Linked DNA regions of Homo sapiens: region 2 is linked to region 1. Evidence: chromatin loops called from intact Hi-C (ENCODE). Cell type or tissue: heart left ventricle. All regions are shown on one strand. Each heading gives the region's core, and the rest is flanking DNA. Links, peaks and the distances in the headings are about the cores only. Region 1 overlaps GATAD2B (GATA zinc finger domain containing 2B). Region 2 holds the start of DENND4B (DENN domain containing 4B).

Region 1 (2,500 bases), core at 1-2,500:
AATCCCAGCAACTCAGGAGGCAGGAGAATCACTTAAACCTGAGAGGAGGTTGCAGTGCGCCGAGATTGCACCATTGCCCTCCAGCCCCGGTGACAGTGCAAGACTCCGACTCAAAAGAAAAACAGAGAGGCTTTGGCTTTGCCTTATCTGTGCTATCTACCTAATACCGGTGTGTTTATATCTGGGAATAAAATAATCATTTAAAGTTGTTCTCAGATATAACTTCCTGATAAATGGCATACAGTTCCCAAATCTCCATCCAGTAATATCTCTGTCTTGGTACTGGGCAGTTCCTAAGCAGTTAAGTGGCACTCATTTGAGCAAGGAAGAATTCCTTACCTTAGAAATAATCTGTAATGTATATATCCAGCCAGGACCAGAATAGAAAGAGCTTCTAAATGAAAAATCTTCCAGATTCCAAAATTACCGGTGTTTTATTTTTTATTTATTTTTAATTTTTTTGAGACAGAGTTTTGCTCTGTCACCCAGGCTGGAGTGTAGTGGTGCAATCTCGGCTCATTGCAACCTCCACCTCCCAGGTTCATGTGATTCTTGTGCTTCAGCCTCCTGAGTAGCTGGGATTACAGGCGTATACTACCATGCCCGGCTAATTTTTGTATTTTTAGTAGAGACAGGGTTTCTCCACGTTGGCCAGGCTGGTCTCAAACTTTTGGCCTCAAGTGATCTGCCCACCCAAAATGACCCATGTTAATCATAGAGGGGGAGTATAAAGGAATATAGAAATGAGAAGTAAATCACGCTTTAAAAATGAATTCAGGCCGGGCACAGTCGCTCATGCCTGTAATCTCAACACTTTGGGAGGCCAAGGCAGGCAGATCACGAGGTCAGGAGTTTGAGACCAGCCTGGCCAAAACGGTGAAACCCCGTCTCTACTAAAAATACAAAAAAAAATTAGCCAGGCGCGGTGCCGGGTACCTGTAATCCCAGCTACTGAGGCTGAGGCAGGAGAATCACTTGAACCCAGGAGACGGAGGTTCCAGTGAGCCGAGATCGCGCCATTGCACTCCAGCCTGGGCGACAGAGCCAGAATCCATCTCAAAAAAAAGAATGCAGACACTTTATTCAGGCCTGTTACTCCTCATATTTGGGGTTAGAGAATGAAAGGCTCTTTTCTCCCTCTAGTGGCTTTTTCTGTATTTCTACCTTCTCAGCTTGCTGTGTCTGTGGCCAGCAATCTAGACAAATTTAATAGTTCACAAGATAGTCATTCTTACCTTTCTATCCTCCTATTCTATTTCCTTACCTAAGTTTGGTTGATTTTAGCAACTCAGATTTACCCTGTTAGGAAATTGCTTATTCCAGTGATCGGGGTTCCCTGTTCAAAAGTATCCATGTCCTGGCTGGGCATGGTGGCTCACACCTGTAATTCCAACACTTTGGGTGGCTGAGGCAGCAGGATCACTTGAACCCAGGAATTCAAGACTAGCCTGGGCAGCATAGCAAGACCCCCACCCCTTACAAAAAAATAAAAAATTAGCCAGGCACAGTGGTGTGCACCTGTAGTCCCAGCTACTCAGGAGGCTGAGGCGGGGGGAATCTCTTGGGGCCAGGAGTTTGAGAATGTAGCAAGCACCACTACACTCCAGCCTGGGCAATAGAGTGAGACCCTGTCTCAAAAAAAAAAAAAAAAAAAAAAAAAAAAAAAAATTCCATGTGCCAACAGCAACTAGGACAAGAAACCCTGAGAAGTGGACAGCTAGCGATCTGTGATCATTAAGGGTTTAAGTTGATTGTTTAAGGCCAAAGGGGAGGCCAAGGCGGGAGGGTCGCTTAAGACCAGCTTGGGCAACATAGTAAGACCCTGTCTCTACAAAAAGTACAAAAATTAGCCGGGCGTAGCGGCACATGCCTGTAGTCCCAGTTACTCAGGAGGCTGAGGTGGGAGGATCGCTTGAGCTCAGGAGGTCAAGGCTGCAGTGAGCTGTGATCGGGCCACTGGACTCCAGCCTGGGTGACAGAGTGAGACCCTGTCTCAAGAGGGAAAAAAAAAAGGACCAAAGAACAATTGCCCTCGACCTATATACTACCAACTACGCTGACAATCTCAAGGAAAGTAGGATCTGGGAATGTATCTTTGAAATTAGAGGAGAATTAGAAGATACAGTCACGGATTTGGGAACCTGAGGCAGTTAGAGTTTCCGGAATTCTTGTTACCTAGGTCTTAAGCAGTATGTGCCATTTTTTATCATCTTACACAAATAAGCATGATGCTTTTAAGGCTAACCCCAGAATGACCTAAATGAGAGTTATCTAGTAAATAGGATTAGGAGTAAGAGGAGTCAGTGCAGGAGATTTAGATTTCAAAGTAATTTCTAGACTCTTTTTGAGGTAAGATGCTGGATAAAACTCTGGTAAGTAGATGCAAGTTCAATATATTTGGTTCTGGAGGTTTAATCCTTTTCTGTAAGGCTGTAGACAATATTCTTGGCACTATTCCCTCAAATTATTAATACTTCCTTCTTTTGTGTACTCTTCAGTA
Region 2 (11,118 bases), core at 6,350-8,849, 130 kb before region 1:
AGTGGTCAAGCCTCCCAGTCCAGCCAGAGCAGAACCAATGGGAACCATAGCCAGGCTGGGGTGTGTGTGTAAGGGGGAGGGGAGAATGGCAGAGGGGCAGGTGAAAATGGCAACCTTCTGTCAAGGGTGGGTGCAAGATGTAGTGTTCTGGCACTTTTAGATTTCTTAAACTCTCCCCTTGTCCATCTCACTTTCAATGCTCATACCCAGGAATGCTGCTGGGCTCCAAGATTCCCATTCAGCTGGTCCTGGCAGAGAGAAGTTTCCAGCTCTCTTAGATTGACTGGGGGAGGGGTCAATCATAGGCAGGAGAAGAACCAGAAAGAAAAGGGGATGATCTGGGTGCTCAGCCATCTTTACTTCCACCTTAGCTGCCCCACATTTTCCAACCCCTATGCCCACCTTCTTGTCCACTGCCAGCCTTCCTCCTCATGACTTTGTTTTTCTACCCCAGGACGATGGCCTGGGGCAATTTCCCTGCAGAGAAGGGGCAGTTGTTTCGACTACCATCTGCACTTAACAGGTGATGGCTTTTGCCTTCTTTAGGCCAGATCTCTTATCTGTAGTTTCTGGGGCCCTGCTCCCTCACCCCCACCCTGTTCCAGACCAGCTAGTGTTTTCCCTTGCTGGGCAGGGCTTAGGGACCAGGAAGACTGTCACTGGTGTCAGCTCATTCCTGCTCCCCCCATAGGACAAGCTCTGACTCTGCCCTTCATACAAGTGTGATGAACCCCAGTCCCCAGGATACCTACCCAGGCCCCACACCTCCCAGCATCCTGCCCAGCCGACGTGGGGGTAAGTGGCCCTGTCCCAGGGTTGGGAGTAACCATGGAGCTATTTATTTATTTATTTATTTATTTATTATTTCTTTCTTTTTTGAGACGGAGTCTCACTCTGTCGCCTAGGCTGGAGTGCAGTGGCGTGATCTCGGCTCACTGCAACCTCCGCCCTCCGAGTTCAAGCGATTCTCCTGCCTCAGCCTCCTGAGTAGCTGGGATTACAGGCATCTGCCACTGTGCCTGGCTAATTTTTTGTGTTTTTAGTAGAGATGGGGTTTCACCATCTTGGCCAGGCTGGTCTTGAACTCCTGACCTCGTGATCCACCTGCCTCGGCCTCCCAAAGTGCTGGGATTACAGGCATGAGCCACCATACCCGGCCTCCATGGAGCTATTTAAAGCAGGTAGGCAAGTGAGCACTGCAGCCAATGCCACTGTATCCCTTGCAGGTATTCTGGATGGTGAAATGGACCCCAAAGGTATGTGTTCCTCACTGCTGTGGGTACTGAATGCCAAAGAATTTCTGGGCTGGTGTTGGGATTGTGTGCAGGTTCAGGGAGCAGGACTCCTTCCCACCTGCTTCTGCTTCCTGTCCTGCCTTACTGGCTCTTTCTCCAACTCTCCCATCACCAGTCTTTCTCTTTCAAGTACCTGCTATTGAGGAGAACTTGCTAGATGACAAGCATTTGCTGAAGCCATGGGATGCTAAGAAGGTAGGAGGAGGCCACCGGGTGTCACCCACTAGTCTCTCTGCTATCCCCTTGCCATGGGGCAGGCCTTCCAGGGTTCTCTGCTGAGCACTGTCCTCATTTTCCATATTCTCCCTTCTCTCCTCAGCTATCCTCATCCTCTTCCCGACCTCGGTCCTGTGAAGTCCCTGGAATTAAGTAAGTACTCCCTGAGGTTGGCTGAGAGGTGGGGGAAGGAAGTACAGGGAGATGTAGGAGACTGATCTCTGCTCTTCCCTGACCACTGCACCCACCCTCCTATTTACATCTTTCTTTTTCTCTCCTTCCCCTAGCATCTTTCCATCTCCTGACCAGCCTGCCAATGTGCCTGTCCTCCCACCTGCCATGAACACGGGGGGCTCCCTACCTGACCTCACCAACCTGCACTTTCCCCCACCACTGCCCACCCCCCTGGACCCTGAAGAGACAGCCTACCCTAGCCTGAGTGGGGGCAACAGTACCTCCAATTTGACCCACACCATGACTCACCTGGGCATCAGCAGGGGCATGGGCCTGGGCCCAGGCTATGATGCACCAGGTGAGTGACTGTCCTGGCCATGTGCCCACTGGGTGCTGCCTGACTGGAGGGATGAAGGGGAGGTAGGTTTGAGCACCTGAGATCCTGCTGTGATCACCCACACCGCCTGTCACCTCTGCACCCCAGGATTCCCTCACGGCAGTTCTCAGCCAGTGATAACTGGTAGGTGTGGTGTTTCCTAGAAAGAAGAGGAAGGGCAGTCCCCAGATGGGCAGTGCTGTCAGGGATAGAGTAGGGAGGACGTTGTGTTGCCGCTTTCATAGTCTGGTCACTGCCACCCATTCTGGGTGGAAAGGGGCTCAGTTCCCATCAGTAATGTTGGCATCTCTGGTTTTTTGTCTGTGCCTGCAGGACTTCATTCACCTCTCAGCCACCCATCCCTGCAGTCCTCCCTAAGCAATCCCAACCTCCAGGCTTCCCTGAGCAGTCCTCAGCCCCAGCTTCAGGGCTCCCACAGCCACCCCTCTCTGCCTGCCTCCTCCTTGGCCCGCCATGTACTGCCCACCACCTCCCTGGGCCACCCCTCACTCAGTGCTCCGGCTCTCTCCTCCTCCTCTTCCTCCTCCTCCACTTCATCTCCTGTTTTGGGCGCCCCCTCTTACCCTGCTTCTACCCCTGGGGCCTCCCCCCACCACCGCCGTGTGCCCCTCAGCCCCCTGAGTTTGCTCGCGGGCCCAGCCGACGCCAGAAGGTCCCAACAGCAGCTGCCCAAACAGTTTTCGCCAACAATGTCACCCACCTTGTCTTCCATCACTCAGGTATGCGTGGCTGCCTTCCCTGCATGTCTGTCTCCCTTCCCTTTTCTCCTGCCATGTTGTTTCCCTCCCACCCTCCTTTCCTGAAATACCTACTCTATACTCATCCCCTTCCATTCCTCTGTCCTCCGCCTGCCCCATCTTTTATCCATCTTGTCTCCTCTTGCTTCACAGTGCAAACCCAAACGCTGTGGTTAAGCTTTTTTAGCTTCAAACCCTGGCTCCACCTCTTACTAGCAGTCACCTTGGACAAGTTATTTAATTTCTATAAGCCTCAGTATTTTCATTTCTAAAACAAGGATGGTTCATAAGGATCAAATGAAGTAACATACATAAAATACTTAGCACCACACATAGCCCAGGTATGCTTGACAAATAGTAGCTTACCCTTTCCTTTTATTTGCCTCCTCTGTTCCTGTCTGTTTTATATCTGTCTTTTATCTCATGCCTCTATCTTGTCCCGTCTCCTCCCCTGTATCCCCTCCTAATTTCATAGAATTCGTAGAATCAGTCAATTTCCTACTGTGGAGCCCAATTCCTTCACTTAATAGATGAGGAAAGTGGGACCTAGAGGGAAAGTGACTTTTCCAAGTTTACCCAGCAAGTTAGGAAGAGTTGAGACTAGAACTCGAAGCTCTTAGTTTAGGGCTTTTTCCACAGAGATGAAATTCTTAGCCCTTGTCTCCCTTCCTGTCCTTTTCTTCTTGTTCTCTATCTCTACTCCTCTTTTCTTTCATCCAAATGCTCTTTTCCCTCTCCTCTGCCCAACTTTTCCTCCTCCATTGCTATCCCTGGAATGTGTGTTCTGTGTTCCATCTTTACTCAGGTCCCCTCTTTTGTAGGAAAGACTGAGGCCAGATTAGCAAGGGCTCTGTTCCCAGAGTGTGGAGTGAGCTTGACTTCCCTTCCTTTCTTTCTCCTTTTCTTTCTTTCTTTTCCCACCCCCTCTGGCCTCTTCAAGGCTGTAGAACAGCAGTTCTCAACCTTAGTTCCTTATTTACTAACAATAAATAGTTCAAGTATCAAGATTTAAGAATGGTTTACTTCTAAGGCTAGGCACAGTGGCTTATGCCTGTAATCCCAGCACTTTGGGAGGCCAAGGCGGGAGTTCAAAACTAGCCTGGTCAATATGGTGAGACCCAGTCTCTACAACAAATAAAAAATTACCCAGGTGCAGTCGCGCACGCTTGTAGTCCTGGCTACTGGGGAGGCTGAGATGGGAGGATCACTTGAACCAGGAAGGTTGATGCTACAGTTCCAACTATGATTGCACCACTGTACTCCAGCCTGGGCAACAGAGTGAGGCCCTGTCTCAAAAAAAGAGAATAGTTTACTTCTGGAGTAGATTTAAAATTACCCCTGTGTTAGCCTCACTATATCACTTTCATTCTGATAGGCACTTTTTTTTTTTTGGAGACGGAGTCTCGCTCTGTTGCCCAGGCTGAAGTGCAGTGGTGTGATCTTGGCTCACTGCAACCTCCCACTTCCTGGGTTCAAGCAATTCTCCTGTCTCAGCCACCCGAATAGCTGGGACTACAGACGCCTGCTACCATGCCCAGCTAATTTTTATATTTTTAGTAGAGACGGGGTTTCACCATGTTGGCCAGGCTGGTCTCGAACTCCTGACCTCAGGTGATCCACCTGCCTTGGGCCTCCCAAAGTGCTGGGATTACAGGCATGAGCCACCACACCCTGCCAACTAATACACATCCCTGGGGTTGAGTAACTGCACTCAACCCCAGGGATGCCCGTGAGAATGTGGAATGTTGTCATGTTTGTTTTGGGAATGGTTGTAGCTAAAGAAGGTGGGAAGCTCTGACTGAGAGTTCTTGGGGTATACACTGAGCAGTAAGCTTCCCTCTTTTTACTTCTTTTCAGGGCGTCCCCCTGGATACCAGTAAACTGTCCACTGACCAGCGGTTACCCCCATACCCATACAGCTCCCCAAGTCTGGTTCTGCCTACCCAGCCCCACACCCCAAAGTCTCTACAGCAGCCAGGGCTGCCCTCTCAGTCTTGTTCAGTGCAGTCCTCAGGTGGGCAGCCCCCAGGCAGGCAGTCTCATTATGGGACACCGTACCCACCTGGGCCCAGTGGGCATGGGCAACAGTCTTACCACCGGCCAATGAGTGACTTCAACCTGGGGAATGTGAGTACTCAGGCTCCTTGCTCAAAAGCAGGGGAGTGGGTGAGGGTGGGTCAATGGGGCCTGAATGGCATGGCTGGTGCACTGTGAATGGGGAGATCTAGGTGGGGTGGGTGGTGGGGAGATCTCCTCTCCCCGGAGGTAACATAGCACTGCCAGCTTGGGGCTCCTCTCTTCCTGCGTTTGACCCTACTCCTGCCCCTCTATTTCTGCTCAGCTTGCTCTTTGATGACTTCTGCCTTGACCCGTTCTCTTCCTGGCATGCACATGCTCTGGCCCAGCAGGTACGGTGCCCATACTTACTTCGGGCCCCGTGCTCGCTTCTGTCGCTCTGCTTGCTGCCACCTCCCTCTGTCATTGCCTCTGTTCCTGGGGTGGATGAAGGTTGCTGGGCAAAGGGGATATGTTAGCAGGGCTAGGCAGGACACCAGTTCTAAATCCTACTTCCTAAAGATTTGTCTGTATGTCTATAGCTGGAGCAGTTCAGCATGGAGAGCCCATCAGCCAGCCTGGTGCTGGATCCCCCTGGCTTTTCTGAAGGGCCTGGATTTTTAGGGGGTGAGGGGCCAATGGGTGGCCCCCAGGATCCCCACACCTTCAACCACCAGAACTTGACCCACTGTTCCCGCCATGGCTCAGGGCCTAACATCATCCTCACAGGTGAATGGGGGTGGGTGGTGATGGGAAATGGAAGGAGGAAGTGACACATTCACTAATGAGTAGGAGATTGAGGGGTCTTGGAAAAGTTTACAGGACATGGGGTCCTCACCTGTCTCTTCTACCCACAGGGGACTCCTCTCCAGGTTTCTCTAAGGAGATTGCAGCAGCCCTGGCCGGAGTGCCTGGCTTTGAGGTGTCAGCAGCTGGATTGGAGCTAGGGCTTGGGCTAGAAGATGAGCTGCGCATGGAGCCACTGGGCCTGGAAGGGCTAAACATGCTGAGTGACCCCTGTGCCCTGCTGCCTGATCCTGCTGTGGAGGAGTCATTCCGCAGTGACCGGCTCCAATGAGGGCACCTCATCACCATCCCTCTTCTTGGCCCCATCCCCCACCACCATTCCTTTCCTCCCTTCCCCCTGGCAGGTAGAGACTCTACTCTCTGTCCCCAGATCCTCTTTCTAGCATGAATGAAGGATGCCAAGAATGAGAAAAAGCAAGGGGTTTGTCCAGGTGGCCCCTGAATTCTGCGCAAGGGATGGGCCTGGGGGAACTCAAGGGAGGGCCTAAAGCACTTGTAACTTTGAACCGTCTGTCTGGAGGTCAGAGCCTGTTGGAAAGCAGGGGTAGAGGGGAGCCCTGGAAGCAGGGCTTTTCCGGATGCCTAGGGGTGGGCAGTGCCAGCCCCTCCTCACCACTCTTCCCCTTGCAGTGGAGGAGAGAGCCAGAGTGGATACTATTTTTTATTAAATATATTATTATATGTTAATAAAAAAATCATATCAAACCCTTGGTGTGGTTAGTTATTTGGGGCATGGCTGGGGATCTAGGGAGTTATAGGGCCATGGGTCTTTTTATCTATTAGGCTTTTTGCATCTTCTTAGCACCACTGTGCTTTGTGGAAGGGCCCCACAGCCTCGGAATTTGTACCCAGCTGGATGTAGGCTTCCACGGCAGCAGGAAATCACTTCATGTGCCCTCCTGTCTGTCCAGGGCCCTGCTGCAGCATCAGATGGGGGCTTTGACTGATCAGACAAGTTATTCCTCTTCCTCAACCCTAGGTCTGGCAGTGAGTCGGGTAAGGAGGTGATTGCTGGCTGAGCCCACAGGTCTGAAGTGCTCCTAGGTCTCAGGGAAGCAAGCCTTCATCCTCACTCCCTCACTATGCATGCATTCACTTCACCCTCTCCACTCTTCACCACTCATTCATTTTAGTTTTAATTAAACAGATCCTTCAGTGCCATGCATGTTCTGAAGGTTTTCTCTTTCTGGATTGGGTTGCCAGCCCTTGGACCAGCCGTGTGGGCCTCTGCACCCCTCACTCCCCCAACCCGCATAGTGAGAAAAGTAGAGCCCCGCAGTTACCTTACCCCCACCTCCACTGCTCTATTCCACACCCTGCAGTCCTGGCCTCTCTTCCTCTTTCCAAAGCTCTTGTCATTTTCAAAAAAGAGAACTGAGAGCTTCTGGTTCTGGTCCAAAGGGAATGCCCTGTGCCCTAAACCTGGAAGTAGGGGGAGCCACCTGGGTCCCCGTAGACTAGACCTTCGGGACTTCACCTGCGCCCACATCATGCTTGCCACATCTGACTGCAGGACCCAGGCGGGAAGGGAGCGCGCCGCGGCCCTCTGGGTCGCCTGGGGTCAGTGTCCTGAGGCACGGGCTGGATGGTGGGAAGCTACCTGGGTGCAGGGGGCCCTCCCAGCCGCCAGGGGTCGGGCTGCAGGCGGCTGGGCTTTGGGCAGACGCTTGCCAGGGTCACGGCCGCCGGCCGAGGAGGAGGGGTGGGGGTAGCGGCGGCGCCCGCGGCCCGGAGCGGGGGTTGGGGGAGTAGAGAAAGCGGGGCGCGCGGAGGAACGCTGGGTCCCCGGCGCCGCGGGAGCTGGGAGGACCGAGCCGGCCGAGCGAGCAGCGCGGCAGCACAGTCCCCGCGTGGCGCAGCGCGGCGGGGACGCGGGGACCGCCCGGATCTCCTTCCACTGCGCCCCGCGCTCTGCGGTCCTCGGCCGCCTCTTCTTCCTTCACTCACTGCCCGGGCGGGAGCGGCGCCCAAGTCGGGTGCGCCATGTCTGGGGCCGGGTAGCCCCGCCGCCCGCCGGCCCGCCAGCTCGCCCTCCGAGCCACCCGCCAGCGGGCCGGCCGGCCGGGAAGCGCGGGACAGGCAGGTAGGGGCTGGACCGGGCTGGGCGGCAGGCGGGGACGGGCAGGAGGGAGCGCGGGCGGCAGGCGGGGTGGGGGATGGCCCCCAGCTGCTGTCCCTCACTGCACATCTGGTTCCGGTTCCTCTCTCCTGGGGAAGTGAAAGTGGAGGGGAGGGCACCTCCCGCAATTAGCTCGCCGTGCCCGGCCTCCTGCACCCCCTTCTGCTCCCGTGGGTGCCGGAGTCGGAGCCGCCCTCCCTCCCGCTTGGGTCACGCGGCGGCCGGCGCTGCTGCCGTCACGTCCTCGGCCGCCGGCGCGCCTGCTTCTCTGCCCTCCTGCTCCTTCCTCAGCCTCCTCCCCCTCGGCGCGCCCTCTGCCCCAACCCGAACTTCCCGTCACCCGGCACGCGGGCGTGGGGACCCGGAGTGGGCCCTGTGCCCGTTGTCTTCCCTAGGGAGAAAGGGCTGCTTTCTGCAGGACTCTTCCCTGGCTTGGTGAGGGGAGGCCCCGGTGCGCAGGTCCTGCGGATGGGTGCCACCCACTTGCCCCTCAGAAGGTCCCACCTAATGGCCTCTGCCTGCTGCCTTGGGCATAGGGCTCCCATTCGCCCTCAGTGGATGAGGGACAGGTCTGTGCCCCAGAATTAAATCAAGAGGCTGACGCTGACTCCTGGCTTTACCTCCCAGAAGTGGAGTCTAAATTTAGCTGGGGTTGGTGTGTGTACGTGTGTGCGTGTGTGTGTGCGTGTGTGTGTGTGTGTGTGTGTCCAGAGGCCAGGTGATGAAGAAAGCCAGCCTGGCTCTATGAGATTCCTTATTCCCTGTTCTCTGGGGGAACAGCAGGAGGTTAGCAGGACTGCACATCCTGGAACCATTCTGAGCCTCCTCTGCCTTGCTCAGGATCCTATAGTCTGAGATTCCAACTTGGCGTAATGCTGTGCTGGCACCTTCAATGGTAACCCCACCACCGCCACCGCCACCACACACACCCATAGGCTGACTTCCTCTGAGTTGCAGCTTCCCCTCCACTGTTTCAGGAAGTAACCTCCCTTCCCCTCTGAAGCACCCCCCACGCTTCTGGGCCCCTGCTGCGAGCTACCCACCAGGCTTTTTCCCAGCTTCTGCACCCTGGGGCGCCTCAGGACCCTTGGGGCTCCTACTCCCCGGGGTTGGGCCATGGAGGCAGGTGAGAACTAGGCTGTTGTGGGCCTGTTTCTGTCTCTGGGCTCCATGGTGGAGGGTGTGGGATGGCCGGGACTTGTCTCTCACAACTGCTTTGGATCTAACGAGCTACCTAAGGATCCTGGAGGTGTGAGAACACTGGATTTTGGGCCAGATTGGTGGAGTTAAGCTAGGAGAAAGGACACTTGGGTTCGTTGAAAAGACTCTTAAAGCTTGGGTTTTGTGGGCTTTCTCAGAAACCCATGGGGTCCTCTTAAAAACCTAGGAGTGGGCTCTTTAAGAACATTGGCAGGATCACAAGGTTCTTATGGTGTCATAACTAGAGTAGGAAGGTCAGAAACCCTTGAAAAGACTGTAAGGTTGGTATGATGTCATGGCCAGCATGAATGATGTCATGGAAGGCTATTACAAAAAAGATTGTGATCTCTGTGATGTTATAACTGGTGAGCCTTTAAAAGGGACACATGGACAATGTGAATGTCATAGCTCAGGTTAGCTGTGTGTGGTGGAGTTTAGGTTCTTTGAGGGGAGTGCCAGGACCATTAAGTGGGAGGGATCTGGTCTCTTTAAGAAGCTGTGGTGGGCAGTGATGTCACAGGGGGAAGAGTTCAGGATTGGCCGACCCCTTATCCTGCCTTTCTTTGGAAGGACTAGGAAGAGGAGGGGAGCAAGAGGGTACCCTGGTTGCCATGGCATCCCCAGCCTTCCTTGCTTCATCTCTCTCCCACTTGACCATTCCAGATGCAGTGAGTGAGGGGGGGGCCATGGCGGAGGAGCGGCCCCCCCGGCTGGTGGATTACTTCGTGGTAGCTGGGCTTGCAGGGAACGGAGCACCCATCCCTGAGGAAACGTGGGTTCCTGAACCCAGTGGGCCCCTGCGCCCTCCCCGGCCAGCTGAGCCCATCACAGATGTGGCAGTCATCGCTAGGGCACTGGGCGAGGAAGTGCCCCAGGGCTACACATGCATCCAGGCTTCTGCTGGGGGCCACCCCTTGGAACTCAGTGCTGGACTTCTGGGTGGAACTCAACCCGTCATCTGCTACCGCAGGGGCCGTGACAAGCCCCCCCTCGTTGAGCTGGGGTGTGTGCCCCTACCCATGCTGGCACCAGGGGAGGCTGGGAGGGACTCCAGTGAGACAGGGAGAGGTAGGACTATGGAACAAGGGAAGGGCAATGGGGATGGGAGCCTGGTGGGCCAGGGGCCAGGAAGGAAGGACTGAAGTTGTATGTACTTAGTCCTTACAGATGCGATTTCATGTGCTAGTGCTGCTCCTTGCTAGCTCTGAGAGCTTAGGCAGGTTTTTGAGCTCCTCTGGGCCTGTTTTCCTCATCTGTCAAATGGGGAAAATAATTCATCCTCATAGGATGGTCGAGATTAAATGAGATAACCCATGTGACAGACTTAACAGAGTCAGTCAGTGGTAGCTTGTATAACTATTTTTTTTTTTTTTTTTTTTTTTATAGACAGAGTCTCTCTCTGTCACTCAGGCTGGAGTGCAGTGGTGTGATCTTGGCTCACTGCAACCTTCGCCTCCTGGGTTCAGGCAATTCTCCTGCCTCAGCTTCCTGAGTAGCTGAGACTATAGGCATGTGCCACCACGTCCAGCTAATTTTTGAATTTTTAGTAGAGATGGGGTTTGACCATGTTGGCCAGGCTGGTCCTGAACCCCTGACCTCAGGTGATCCACCTGCCTTGGCCTCCCAAAGTGCTGGGATTATAGGCATGAGCCACCGTGCCCAGCTGACCCTTAGTGTTTATTAATGAGTATGAGAGCCATAGAAGGCATGCAGGATTGTTGCTGACCATGAAATAAGGCCAAAGGCCAAAGAAAGGGCACAGGATTCTGGAGGGCAGAGTTCAGCAAGAAGAGGTGGGCCCTAGTGTTAGAGTTTGACAAGGCTGTGGGTACAAGGCAAGTTCAGGGGATTAGATAGGCAGATCTGGCAGGATTGGGTCTTTGTCCTCTACCCTGACCTCTCAACATCTATCTTTGCTCTCTGTGCCAAGGGTGTTGTATGAGGGGAAGGAACGTCCCAAGCCTGGCTTCCAAGTGCTTGACACGACACCCTACAGCCACTCAGCAAACCTGGCCCCTCCAGGCCCCGGGCACCCCCGCACCTACCTCACTTACCGGCGGGCAGCAGAGGGGGCAGGGCTGCATGCCCTGGGCATCACTGACCTCTGCCTGGTGCTGC

The links. Peaks named below come from ENCODE experiments on the same cell type or tissue, not always from the same donor. Only the 100,000 strongest peaks of a DNase experiment are listed, where the experiment ranks them.
Region 2: it touches region 1 in a loop (3-fold over the local background); 39 of 110 quality-filtered maps call a loop at or near these places.

Annotation. Positions count from the first base shown.
Region 1 is chr1:153,820,143-153,822,642 of GRCh38, reverse strand. All of the region lies in intron 2 of GATAD2B (GATA zinc finger domain containing 2B), which reads left to right. Among named protein-coding and RNA genes, the nearest start is that of SLC27A3, 46 kb to the right of the region's middle. In heart left ventricle, for the core only: a CTCF peak has its summit at 1,147 (motif pointing left); no DNase peak of the experiment used is centred there.
Region 2 is chr1:153,942,943-153,954,060 of GRCh38, reverse strand. It overlaps DENND4B (DENN domain containing 4B), which reads left to right and starts at 7,343. Exons shown (of 28, transcript NM_014856.3): 1 at 7,343-7,760; 2 at 9,664-10,003; 3 at 10,931-11,118. The coding sequence starts at 9,687. It overlaps CRTC2 (CREB regulated transcription coactivator 2), which reads left to right. Exons shown (of 14, transcript NM_181715.3): 5 at 455-523; 6 at 692-795; 7 at 1,227-1,256; 8 at 1,426-1,490; 9 at 1,615-1,664; 10 at 1,799-2,043; 11 at 2,395-2,801; 12 at 4,677-4,946; 13 at 5,417-5,603; 14 at 5,732-6,386. The coding sequence ends at 5,952. RefSeq lists enhancers at 6,772-6,841, 7,653-8,153, 8,622-8,671, 8,992-9,091 and a silencer at 7,232-8,131. In heart left ventricle, for the core only: CTCF peaks have their summits at 7,094 and 7,302 (motif pointing right); DNase peaks (open chromatin) are centred at 7,360, 8,010 and 8,770; H3K4me3 peaks cover 1,856 bases; H3K27ac peaks cover 1,993 bases.